2 separate regions of the Homo sapiens genome follow, and region 2 is linked to region 1. A link is a loop called in an ENCODE intact Hi-C map of the cell type or tissue named here. Cell type or tissue: Panc1. All regions are shown on one strand. Links, peaks and the distances in the headings refer to the core of each region. The heading gives the core; the rest is flanking DNA.

Region 1 (5,374 bases), core at 243-5,242:
AGCTGCCACTCCCACCTGTCTCTTCCTGTGTTTCTCCTGCTGTATCTTTTACCTTGAGCACCTGTTGACAGAGGCCACCTAGGGAAACTGAGGCACAGCAGAGCATCTGCTCGTTAAGATGACACAGGCATCTATGGAAACGTTGGAACCAGGCATCCGCTGTGTCTGGGCAGACACCTGCGTCTTGGCCCCGCCCCTTCGCAACCTGCACTGAAGTGGGCCGTCAGCTGTCACAGCCACCGTCTCCCCTGAGCGGCTCAGGAGGCCATGAGGGCTCCTCAGAGGACCATGAGGCTTCCTTTACCCCATGGCTTTAGGGAGAACAGGCAGGAGAGTGAGTGTTGACGGGCACCCCATTCTCAAACGCCAAGGGGGAACTGGAGAGGAAACAACATGTTTTGCTGAAGACACTCAGTAAAGGATGAGAAGGTTCTGGTGCCACGCAGTTCCAAACTCAAGGCCAAGGGGCAGAAAAAGATTCCCTAAAGCAGCCTTCCGTCCCACACGGGCCAGCGAACAAGGGGAGCCTACAGGGCACGGACTTAGGGACCGAGTACCTTCGAGGGCAGATCTCTTTCCATTCAAGCTCGAACATTCTGGGTGCTCGGAGAAGGCTTCTTCTATCTTCCTATCACCTTCCCAGAACTCCTCCAAGTTTCCAAGGACACTGAAAACTGGGTGCTGGGAGCCCAAGTGGGCAAGGCCCACTCACAGGGGGGCAGCTAAGAGGCAGGTATCCAGTGAGCACCAATTCGGACTGGCCCAGGGCTCCATGTCTGCCCCCAGCAGAGCCGTGGTGGTGGCTGAAGGTGGTCCCATCTCACTCGACTTCCATTTCAAACATCCCTGTCTCCTGCCCCAGCCCAGCTGCCTCCCTCTGGCATTACTGCCACAGGCCTCTAGGAAGAGCTGGCGCCAGGGCTGCATGGGGCAGACACTCTCCCCCCCAAAAAGGCCTGCCCCCGCACCCCAGAAACAGGCCCAACAGGATGCCATCCGGGGGAGCTTGGAAGCCTTCCGGGAAGAGCACTGCCCTGGCACCAGTCCTGCGGGAAGGAGGTGAGCCGGGTCTGCCACTGTCTGCGCTCACCTGATGTGCGCCCACGGCAGCTGAGCACCAATGGGGTGTGCGTGGGTGCAGACGGGAGGTGCGCATCATGGCGCCAGGAGCCAGAGGAGGAAGGGCAAGTGGCTGGGAGTGGCAGCAGGCTGGCTGGTCACTGAACAGTGCCCTGGCTGTAAACCGGACGTGGGAAGGCCCCGCCTGCCAGTGTGGATGGTGGGTGGGTAGGGGGACAAGAGGAAGGGTTTCATCTGAACACCCAGCCAGAGGGGCCCACCTCCCCCTGGCCTGTCCATCACCACTGCACAGTGAGTGGGGGCAGGCCTTGCTTCTACTTCACTTGTGCCCATACCACAGTCACTCACAGATACAGCCTCCTAGGGGGCTCTGGGGTGTGGGGGCTCTCACTGTGCCATGATTTAGAGCCCCTTTAAAACCAACCCATCTGTGCATTAAAACCACCCATAAAACAGAGGAGCCACTGGCTGTGGCTCTGAGCAGTCTATTCAAGCCAGGCGCCAGCCTCTCACCTGCTGCCTCACCCCTGCCCCGGTGCCCAGCCTGGGGGCAGCACATGCCCTGTTGGACACGGCAAATTTGGGTGGGGTTAGGCCAGCTTCCTGGCACTGGGCAATGGGGTCCTGCGCTTTGCAGGTGCCTTTCTCATGGCTTAGAGGAAAGGACCCTCCAGGGCATCAAATCAGCAGCCCTGGCTGGAAGCTGCCCCCATCTCTGAATCTTCCTTGGCCCTGTCTCCCACTCTCTTTTCTCCATGGCCTGGGTCCTTCAGGACTAGATGCCCAGGAAGCTCATCCAGCGGTCACATTTCCCTCTAACTCCCCCTGCAACCTGGCTGCTCTCACGGTCAGCTTCAGTCCACCCGTCTCAGGTGGCCTCCCCAGTTCAGCACTGCCTGGGTCATGTGCCCCAGCCCCAGAGCCCACCTTCTCCTCTTCTTTGGGGGTTCTTCCCGAGTCCAAACCATGCCAGCAGGGGTTCAACCCTAAACTCACACCCAACCGCTAGCACCTGCCCCAGCCTCCCATATCACTTTGGATTCCTGGTGAGGACAAGTCCAGTTTTCCAAACCGACCTTGGAGCTCTTTGACCACAGCACACTTTGGGAGAAGGTGGAAGAGTCCTCCCCATCTTTGCCAAAAGAGGTGTCAGGCTAACGTTACACCAGCTTTAAAAATACCCCAGCACACGATCCACAGGGTGAGAGCAAAGGCCACGTGGTCAGAGCCGGGCTATAAATAGCCAGCAAATCATTTCCCAGAGCCACGGCCCCCTCCCCAGCACCAAGAACCTTTCTGAGGAAATCAAAGTGAACGCAACTGTTACCAAGTCACTACTAAAATATTTACCAGCCTGGCGAAGTGCCGAAGGTGCTTGGCACCGAGTGTTTGCTTATTTACAAGGCTGTTTTAAAGGGTAGAAAGCAAAATAAGGTAACCTGAGCTATTAAACCCGGGGGCCAGGTGGTACCTACCAGCTGTCAGCCACCCCAGGCATGTCGGGAGCTAGAACAGTCCTGGTGGAGATTCCCTTGAAATGGGTCAGGAAAGCAGAGAGAGGCTTTGGAGCCCAGGAATCACCTAGCCCTCAGGGGTAGGGGCTCAGGGAGTGGGAGCAGAGAGTGTTAGAGGTTAGAGAAGCACTTCTCCCCCAGCCAAAGCAAGCAGGGCCTAGCACGAGCTCCAAGGTTGCCCCTGGTCTTCGCTCAGAGGGGCACCCCAAGGGCACTGCCCAGCCAGAGGCAGGGGCAAGGGCCCTGGGAGGGAGAGGCAAGGCGGGGAAGAGGAGGCAGAGGAAGGCAGGTGGGGGGCTGGCTGGGAGCCTCGGAGGATGACATAAGGGGGACACAGCCAACCTGGGGAAGAGAAGGTGCTCAACTTCTCTCTTTCTCCTCTTTCTCTGAAGTTTCCTTGTGGTTTGAATTTAATTTTGATTTTCTCAACTTCAGCAGATTGAAGTTGAAATAACCTACAAATTACTTAATGTGTTGTAAATCTGGGGGAATTCAGGAGTAATTGGGACCACATGTTGGCCGGGAGGGAGCCCACAGAGGACGGAGGGAAGCAGCCCTCGCAGACGTGCAGGTGGCTGTTCTTCCCTGGAGGGAGGGGGCTTGGGCTCCCCTCGGTGGGGGTAGGATTCCCTAGTTGGCCAGGGAGCCCTGGATGGATACGGCGAGAACGTGTTAAGACCAAGGAGTGACCATGTCACTGCCCAGGGCAGCCCGGTGACCGTGGACACAGGGCGGCCAAGTAGGCTGGGTGCCAGGCGTCTGCCAGGCCCCTCCACCGTGCCAATGCCAACACCGTGGCCGCCTCCCGCTGCATGCGTGTGGCTGTCAGCTGAGCTCCCCTCCCGCCCTCCCTCTCCGGCAGGCTCCTCTCAAGTACTGAGCCATATGGTTCCAGTTAAGCTCCATATTTTTCCTTGTCGATTGAAGAGACACACTTTCCTCTTTGCCAGACAGTTTGCAGATTGCTCTGTTGGCTCAATTTCTTATTGGATTTCTCAAAAAACCTGACATTTTAAATTAATTTACAGCCACAACAAAAAGAGTTCAGAATTTTAATGGTGTTGTAAGTAATTTTTAGGTAATCCACTCCAGATTTTGATATTAACCTTTGAAACTGGAGTTCATTCAGCTACCATGTTACAATCCAGTCACACTCCAGGCCTGGGGGAGGCCAGGCTTGGGGAGGAGGTGGAAGCCAGGTTCTGGAAAGCCCTTTTTTTTTTTTTACTAGGAGACCCCAGAGAGGATGATCCTGGGGAACCCTGGACAGGTGAGTGACAAGACAGCGGCAGTGGGGTGGGGAGGGAATGGCAAGGGGGGCCTGAAGACAGCAGGGCAGGTGTAAGAGAGTCATTGAGGGGGCCAGAGGGCCTGCCGAATGTTCTAGAAGGATGGGCCGGACTTAGGAGGGGGCAGCATCCTCAGGATCCCTTAGTAGCAAGAGCAGGGTGAGGCTCCACCTCAGTGCACTAGGAAATAATGGTAATAGCAATAATAATGACAGCTAGCATTTGCTGAGCAGTCACTATCTGTCAGGGGCTGTACCATCTCATTGATGCCTCCAACCACCTATGGGGCAGGGCCTATACTATCACCACCACCACTACTACCAGTACTACTACTACTGCTGCTACTACCACCAGCATGACCATTAATTGTTAGTGTTTATGGAGGGCTGACCGCGTCCCAGGCAGAGTGAAGTCGGTTTTATAAACCACCTCATTAAACAGCAACAGAAACCCTGTAGGAGACACCACTGTTCATGCCCTCATTTACGGAGGAGGAAATGAGGCTTGGGGAGGTGAAACCGGGTCTCCCCAGCTTGGGGCTACTGACCAACAGCCACGCTCTGGGATGCCGCCATCCTCAGCCTACTCCGTATCTCCTTTCAGAAGATGCTATGAAATACTCATGGCCATCACAGTCCTCCTGGCTGGAGCCGGAGGGAGGAGGAGGGCGGTGTAGTCCTCCAGGCTGGCCAGGCTGGGGCCGGTGGAGGATGCCACCTTTTCCTCGTGCCGCCTCAGGCCAAGCTGAAGGCTGCATGCCAATCCGGCCAGAGGAAACACCGGGCACGGGGAATGGAGCCCTCGCCAGCGTCTTTACTAGGCCCTGGCGCTGTGCGGCCCCTGCCTGGGTGCGGTGCCAGCTCACTACACCAGCAGATCGTTAGCATTCCTTTCCTGCAGGAGCTGCCCAGGGCACCCAGGAAAGGAGACATGAAGATGAGGCCCAGCCAAGGCCGCTCTGGTCCCTGGGGGGTCCTTGCTGCAGCAATCACCCAGGCCCTGAAGAGAGGCCAGGGAGAGGCTAGCATGGGGGTGTTCAGAGGCCCAGGGGGTCTTCCCTGGCCTGCTCCGTGTCCTGGGGGAAATGGTTCAGGGAATGAATCAGCACCTGCCAAACCCACTGAGGTGTCAGGTAAATAGCACCATGTGGGGCTTCCTGGCCAGTTTCTCTATCACGAAAGCCAGGACGGAGGGGAGGGAGACCGGGAGAGGTGACTGGCAAGGTTTTCACTTTACCCACTCTGGAAGAGAACACAGCCTGTGAGTGAGGAGGACTGAAACGAAGGCAGAGGGGGAGCCATGGGCGCCAATGTCAAGCCCAGCCCACCAGGGAGGGTGGCATGGAAACAGCCTGGAGAAGGAAGAGGGAAAAGGGAGAGGTGGCCAGGGGTAGGGAGAGGCCCGCGACCGTCCCAGGCCTGTGGGAAGCTGGGAGACCAGGGCGTCTTGCAGGCAGGGGCTGCAGAGCCATAAGGCACCTGCTGTTTGAGC
Region 2 (5,374 bases), core at 119-5,118, 160 kb before region 1:
ACCTAAAGTTCTTCATGGCTCCTTTTCCTTGGTGGGGTGAACCCTAATTTTTGTTTACTGCTGTTGAACTTTTACAAGCTATTTCATCTCAGTTAGACGCAGAAAGCCTCTCAATGCTGTTTTGATTTGAATTTCTCTTTTGAACTTAAGAGCCATTTTTATTTCCATATCTACAAATTGACTATTCATGTATTTTACCCTTTCTTAGGATTAGGAGATTAATGTTTTAAAATGGATTTATAATTTTATATTCTCAACTTTGGATCTTAAGCTCTAGCCTTACTCAATTTAAAAATTGTAACTGAGTGCAATGGCTTGAGCCTGTAATCCCAGCTACTTGGGAGGCTGAGGCAGGAGGATTGCTTGAGGCTAGGAGTTTGAGACCAGCCTGGGCGACCTCATTGCTACAAAAAAACACAAAAATTAGATGGGTGTGGTAGCACATGCCTGTAGTCCCAGCTACTTGGGAGGCTGAGGTGGGAAGATCTCTTAAGCCCAGGAGTTCTGCTTTGTGAACTCCATTTGTTTATTTATTTACATGTCTGTCTATTTACTTACATCTCTCTAGTCCATCTGAAGATGGACAAAAGCTCTGCCTCAGCATCTTATAGGGTATTTGCTCACCTTTCTGCAGTTCCCTTCTCACTGAGATCTTGGACTCTCAAGTCTTGGTTGCCTTGGCAGCTCCCCAGTACTTTCAATCAGTTTGTTTTTCAGTTGTTCTCAGCAGTATTGTTGAACTTTTACAAGCTATTTCATCTTGGTTAGATGCAGAAAGCCTCTCAGTGCTGTTTTGAGTTGAATTTCTCTTTTGAACTTAAGAGCCATTTTTATTTCCGTATCTACAAATTGACTATTCAGGTATTTTACCCTTTCTTGGGATTAGGAGATTAATGTTTTAAAATTGATTTATAATTTTATATACTAAGGAAAATAGCCCCATGTCTGGGATTTGTGTTACAAATATATGCTATTAGTTTGAAATTTGTCTTGACTTTGTTTATGATGCTTTTGTCCAGGCAGAATTTTTTTATTTATCTATCATTTCTTTTATGACTTCCTTTTTTTTTTTTGACGTGGAATTTCACTCTTGTTGCCCAGGTTGGAGTGCAATGGCATGATCTTGACTCTCTGCAACCTCCGCCTCTTGAGTTCAAGGGATTCTCCTACCTCAGCCTCCCGAGTAGCTAGGATTACAGGCATGTGCCATCATGCCTGGCTAATTTTTTTGTTTGTTTGTTTGTTTTGTTTTGTTTTGTTTTTTAGTAGAGACGGGGTTTCTTCATGTTGGTCAGGCTGATCTCAAACTCCCGACCTCAGGTGATCCGCCCGCCTCGGCCTCCCAAAGTGCTGGGATTACAGACGTGAGCCACCGCTCCTGGCCACCAGTATTATTTTTTAAACCTCAAGTTGTTTTTTTTTAAGTAATCAGGAATTTATTTCAGTGTATAGAGTATAAGGATTCAAGTTCAGTTTTTTCCAGCTAATAAAATAATCCAGCATCCATTATTGCAAGGGTTGACACACTTTTTCTGTAAAGAGCCAGATAGTAAATACTTTAAGGTTTTGCAATTTGTATGGTCTCTGAACACTACTCATCGCCACTGTGGTAGCACAAAAGCAGCCGTTGACAGTGTATAAACTAATGAGAAATAAAACTTTATTTATGGACACTGAAATTTGAATTTCATCTAATTTTCATGTATCATTAAATTCTTTTTTTGCCTCCTAACTTTAAAAAAATGTAAAAACCATTCTTAGCTTGCAGGCCATCCAAAAATAGACAATGGGCTAAATTTGTCTCCCTGGCTGTAGTTTCCCATCTCTGCAGTTTTTCTCCATTGATTTGCAATGAAGCTTTATCCTATGTTAACTTCCTGTATATATCTGGACGTACTCTGTTCACTTGAAATGTTTCTTTGTGTCCAATGTCACACTATCTTACATGTTTTATTATCTGTTAAAATTAATTTTGCCTCAGCATTTTTTCAATTATTTGGAATTTTCTTGGCTATTCTTATTTCTATATAATTTTCAAAATTAGCTTGCCCAGTAAAAAATGAAAAATAAAGATTTTTTTTTAGACAGTCTTGCTGTGTCACCCAGATTGGAGGGCAGTGGCATGATCTCGGCTCACTGCACCCTCCACCTCAGGAGACTGAAGTGGTTCTCCTGCCTCTGCCTCCCAAGTGGCTGGGATTACACGCATGCACCACCACGCCGGGCTAATTTTTGTATTTTTAGTAGAGACGGGGTTTCGCCATGTTGACCAGGCTGGTCTTGAACTCCTGACCTCAAGTGATCCGCCTGCCTCATCCTCTCAAAGTGCTGACATTACAGGTGTGAGCCACTGTACCTGGCCTAATTTTCTTATTTTTTGTAGAGACGGGGTCTCACTATGTTGCCCAGGCTGGTCGCAAACTCCTGGGCTCAAGTGATCCTCCTGCCTCAGCATCACGAAGTATGGGATTACAGGCATGAGCCACTGCACCCAGCCATGTATCTTTTTCGTTACTACTTTGAATGGGATGTATTCTTTCATTATGTCTTTCAGCCAGTTCTTTAATTTGAAGGCAGTTTTTACATACTGATTTTGAATGTTGACACCTAGCTAGATACTTATATTGTTTATGGTACGTTAATTCATGTCAGTTTTTCCAGGTGCTATATGTAAATAACACTCTCCCCTCTTCTTTTCCGTTGCTTATATCTATTACTACTTTTCTTGTCCAGTTGCATCAGCAAATACCTCCAGAACAGTGATAAATAAAACTGATGATTGTGAACGTATGATGTGTTTCTGATTTTAAATAATATGCTTTTATATCTTTTTAATAAAAGATGATGTCAGCTTTGGAGAGTGACACACATATACACAAGTAGATACTCTTCCCCCCCCCCCCCCCACTCCCACTAACAGATAATCATATTCAGGAAGTATTCTTGTATTCTTATTGTATTAGAGTTTTTACTAAGAATGGATATCGAATTATATCTAATGTCCTTTATCACTTACAGAAATAATCATATAATTATTGTCTTTTGATCTAATATGATAAAGTATATTAATAGATAACAGTGAATCATTATTATATTATTAATATGAATTCCAGCCAGTTGTAGTGTAGTATTTTTTAAATGTGCTAGATTCTTTGTGCCATTATTTTATCCAGCAGTTAGCAGAATAGCCGTAAGTATGTGTTCAAGCCCTCAGAGATGATGAATTTGTTCATGCCTTTGTGTTCATGCCCTCAGACATCATGAATTTGAGGATATTTGGAAAAATTAAGGTAGAGTGTTTTTTGTTTTGTTTTGTTTTGTTTTTGAGACAGAGTCTCACTCTGTTGCCCTGGCTGGAGTGCAGTGGCGTGATCTCGGCTCACTGCAACCTCCGCCTCCTGGGTTCAAGTGATTCTCATACCTCAGCCTCCCAAGTAGCTGGGATTACAGATGCACGTCACCACACCTTGCTAATTTTTGTATTTTTTGTAGAGATGGGGTTTCACCACATTGGCCAGGCTGGTCTCGAACTCCTGACCTCAAGTGATCTGCCCACCTTGGCCTCCCAAAGTGCTGGGATTTACAGGCATGAGCCACTGTGCCTGGCTTTGAAGTAGAGATTGATGGAGATCTAGTTTATTTTCGTAGTATTGGATGCATTAAATATAAACAGTGCTAATATTATAAATATCAAATTCTAAGCATTATAGTACTAAAGCAATATTCATGCTTTAGTAAAATCATGAATACTAATTATAATAAATGTGAAAAGTATGTAACTATTTTTTACAAGTGAGCCATGAAGTATGTGATAGTTGTGCTTTCTCTTTTGTAAAATTTTTTTTTCATAGAGTTAATGGACTCTATTTGGGGATGGGGCAGATTGCTTAGCTGTGTACTTATCACTGATTAATCCTCACTCAGCTCAAGCTGTAAAATTCCCCTCGGCACCATCAAAGACATCAGGCAACTTACTGTTTTCTTGGTGCCATTTCTGGAGCCCTCTGCCCGCCCTCCCACTGCAGTCTGGACTGCGCTCTCTAGACCTGTTCCCCAGTTGTCAGCCTTTCCCGATGACTCTGGGAAGACCCTTTTCTCTATCCTGTGGTTGAGTTCCTGTCTTCCAACTTCCATGTGGTCTTTCTTGGATTGCTTCTTTGGGTTGGTAGAACAGATCCTCCAGTAGCTTCCTGAGAAGGTGTGCATGGGAGGTAAGCAGCTTTTTTAGATCCAGTATCTGAAAACATCTTTAATGTGCCTTCATGATTTCATCTTTAGGTTGGCTGGGTTTAGAATTCTAGGTTGGAAATGATTTTTTATTAGAATCTTGAGGACATTTTCCATTGTTTTCTACCTTTCTGTGTTGCTGCTGAAAAGTCTGAGGTCATTCTGATTCCTGATCCTTTCTATACAAGCTGTTTATTTCCCTCTGAAAGCTTTACCGCTTGTCTTTATTCTACATATTCTGAAATTTCACAGTGATGTACATGAGAGGGTCTTTTAATGTGAAATCTTCTTGTATTATTTCTTTAATAATTTCCTCTCCTTTGTGTTGTATATTGTTTTTTTAGAACCTCGATAGTTGGATGGTAGATGTCCTGGCTTGACCCTCAAGTATTTAAGAAAATATATTTTCTTTCCTATCTTTTATCTTTTTTGCCCTACTTTATATGTAATTTCTTCTAATAGTTTGTCTTCTAATAATTTTTTTTTCCAATGTTTTTCCTGGGTATTGAATGATTTTCTGCTCTCAGGTGTTTATGAGAGTTCTTTCTTTTCTGTGTGTGTTCCCTTTTTTCCCCCACATTCCATTCTTGTTTCATTGATGCAACATTACTTCTTTTCCTCTGATAATTAATTTCTGTTTCTTCCAAGCTTTTTTGTTTGTTTTTGGATGGCTGTTTTTCATTTTCTTTTTTGAGACGTGGTCTTGCTCTGTCGCCAGGCTGGAGTGCAGTGGTGCGATCTTGGCTCACTGCAATCTCCACCTCCCGTGTTCAAGCGATTCTCCTGCCTCAGCCTCCTGAGTAGCTGGGACTACAGGTGCACGCCAACACGCCCAGCTAATTTTTGTATTTTTAGTAGAGATGGGGTTTCACCATGTTGGCCAGGATGGTCTTCGATCTCTTGACCTTGTGATCCGCCCGCCTCAGCCTCTCAAAGTGCTGGGATTACAGGCATGAGCCACTGCACCTGGCTCTGTTTTTTCATTGTTAAGTTTTCCATTTTCCCTCAAATGTCTGGTGATCTTTGGCTATCCAGTATTTATGACAGAGGCCATAAGAAACTGATTGGAGCATCTGTGGGCATGAGTCCTTCCTAACATGTAAGTGTAAGATGACAAAAATCAACCAGAAGTATGTGTTCAAGCTGC

What was found. Peaks named below come from ENCODE experiments on the same cell type or tissue, not always from the same donor. Only the 100,000 strongest peaks of a DNase experiment are listed, where the experiment ranks them.
Region 2: a loop joins it to region 1, with 6 times the contacts of the local background. A loop is called at or near these places in 1 of 110 quality-filtered maps.

Annotation. Positions count from the first base shown.
Region 1 is chr1:10,721,911-10,727,284 of GRCh38, forward strand. The region is part of intron 2 of CASZ1 (castor zinc finger 1); the gene reads right to left. Among named protein-coding and RNA genes, the nearest start is that of CASZ1, 72 kb to the right of the region's middle. In Panc1, for the core only: no CTCF peak of the experiment used is centred there; a DNase peak (open chromatin) is centred at 2,431; H3K27ac peaks cover 3,187 bases.
Region 2 is chr1:10,565,433-10,570,806 of GRCh38, forward strand. The region is part of intron 3 of PEX14 (peroxisomal biogenesis factor 14); the gene reads left to right. Among named protein-coding and RNA genes, the nearest start is that of PEX14, 93 kb to the left of the region's middle. In Panc1, for the core only: no CTCF peak of the experiment used is centred there; no DNase peak of the experiment used is centred there.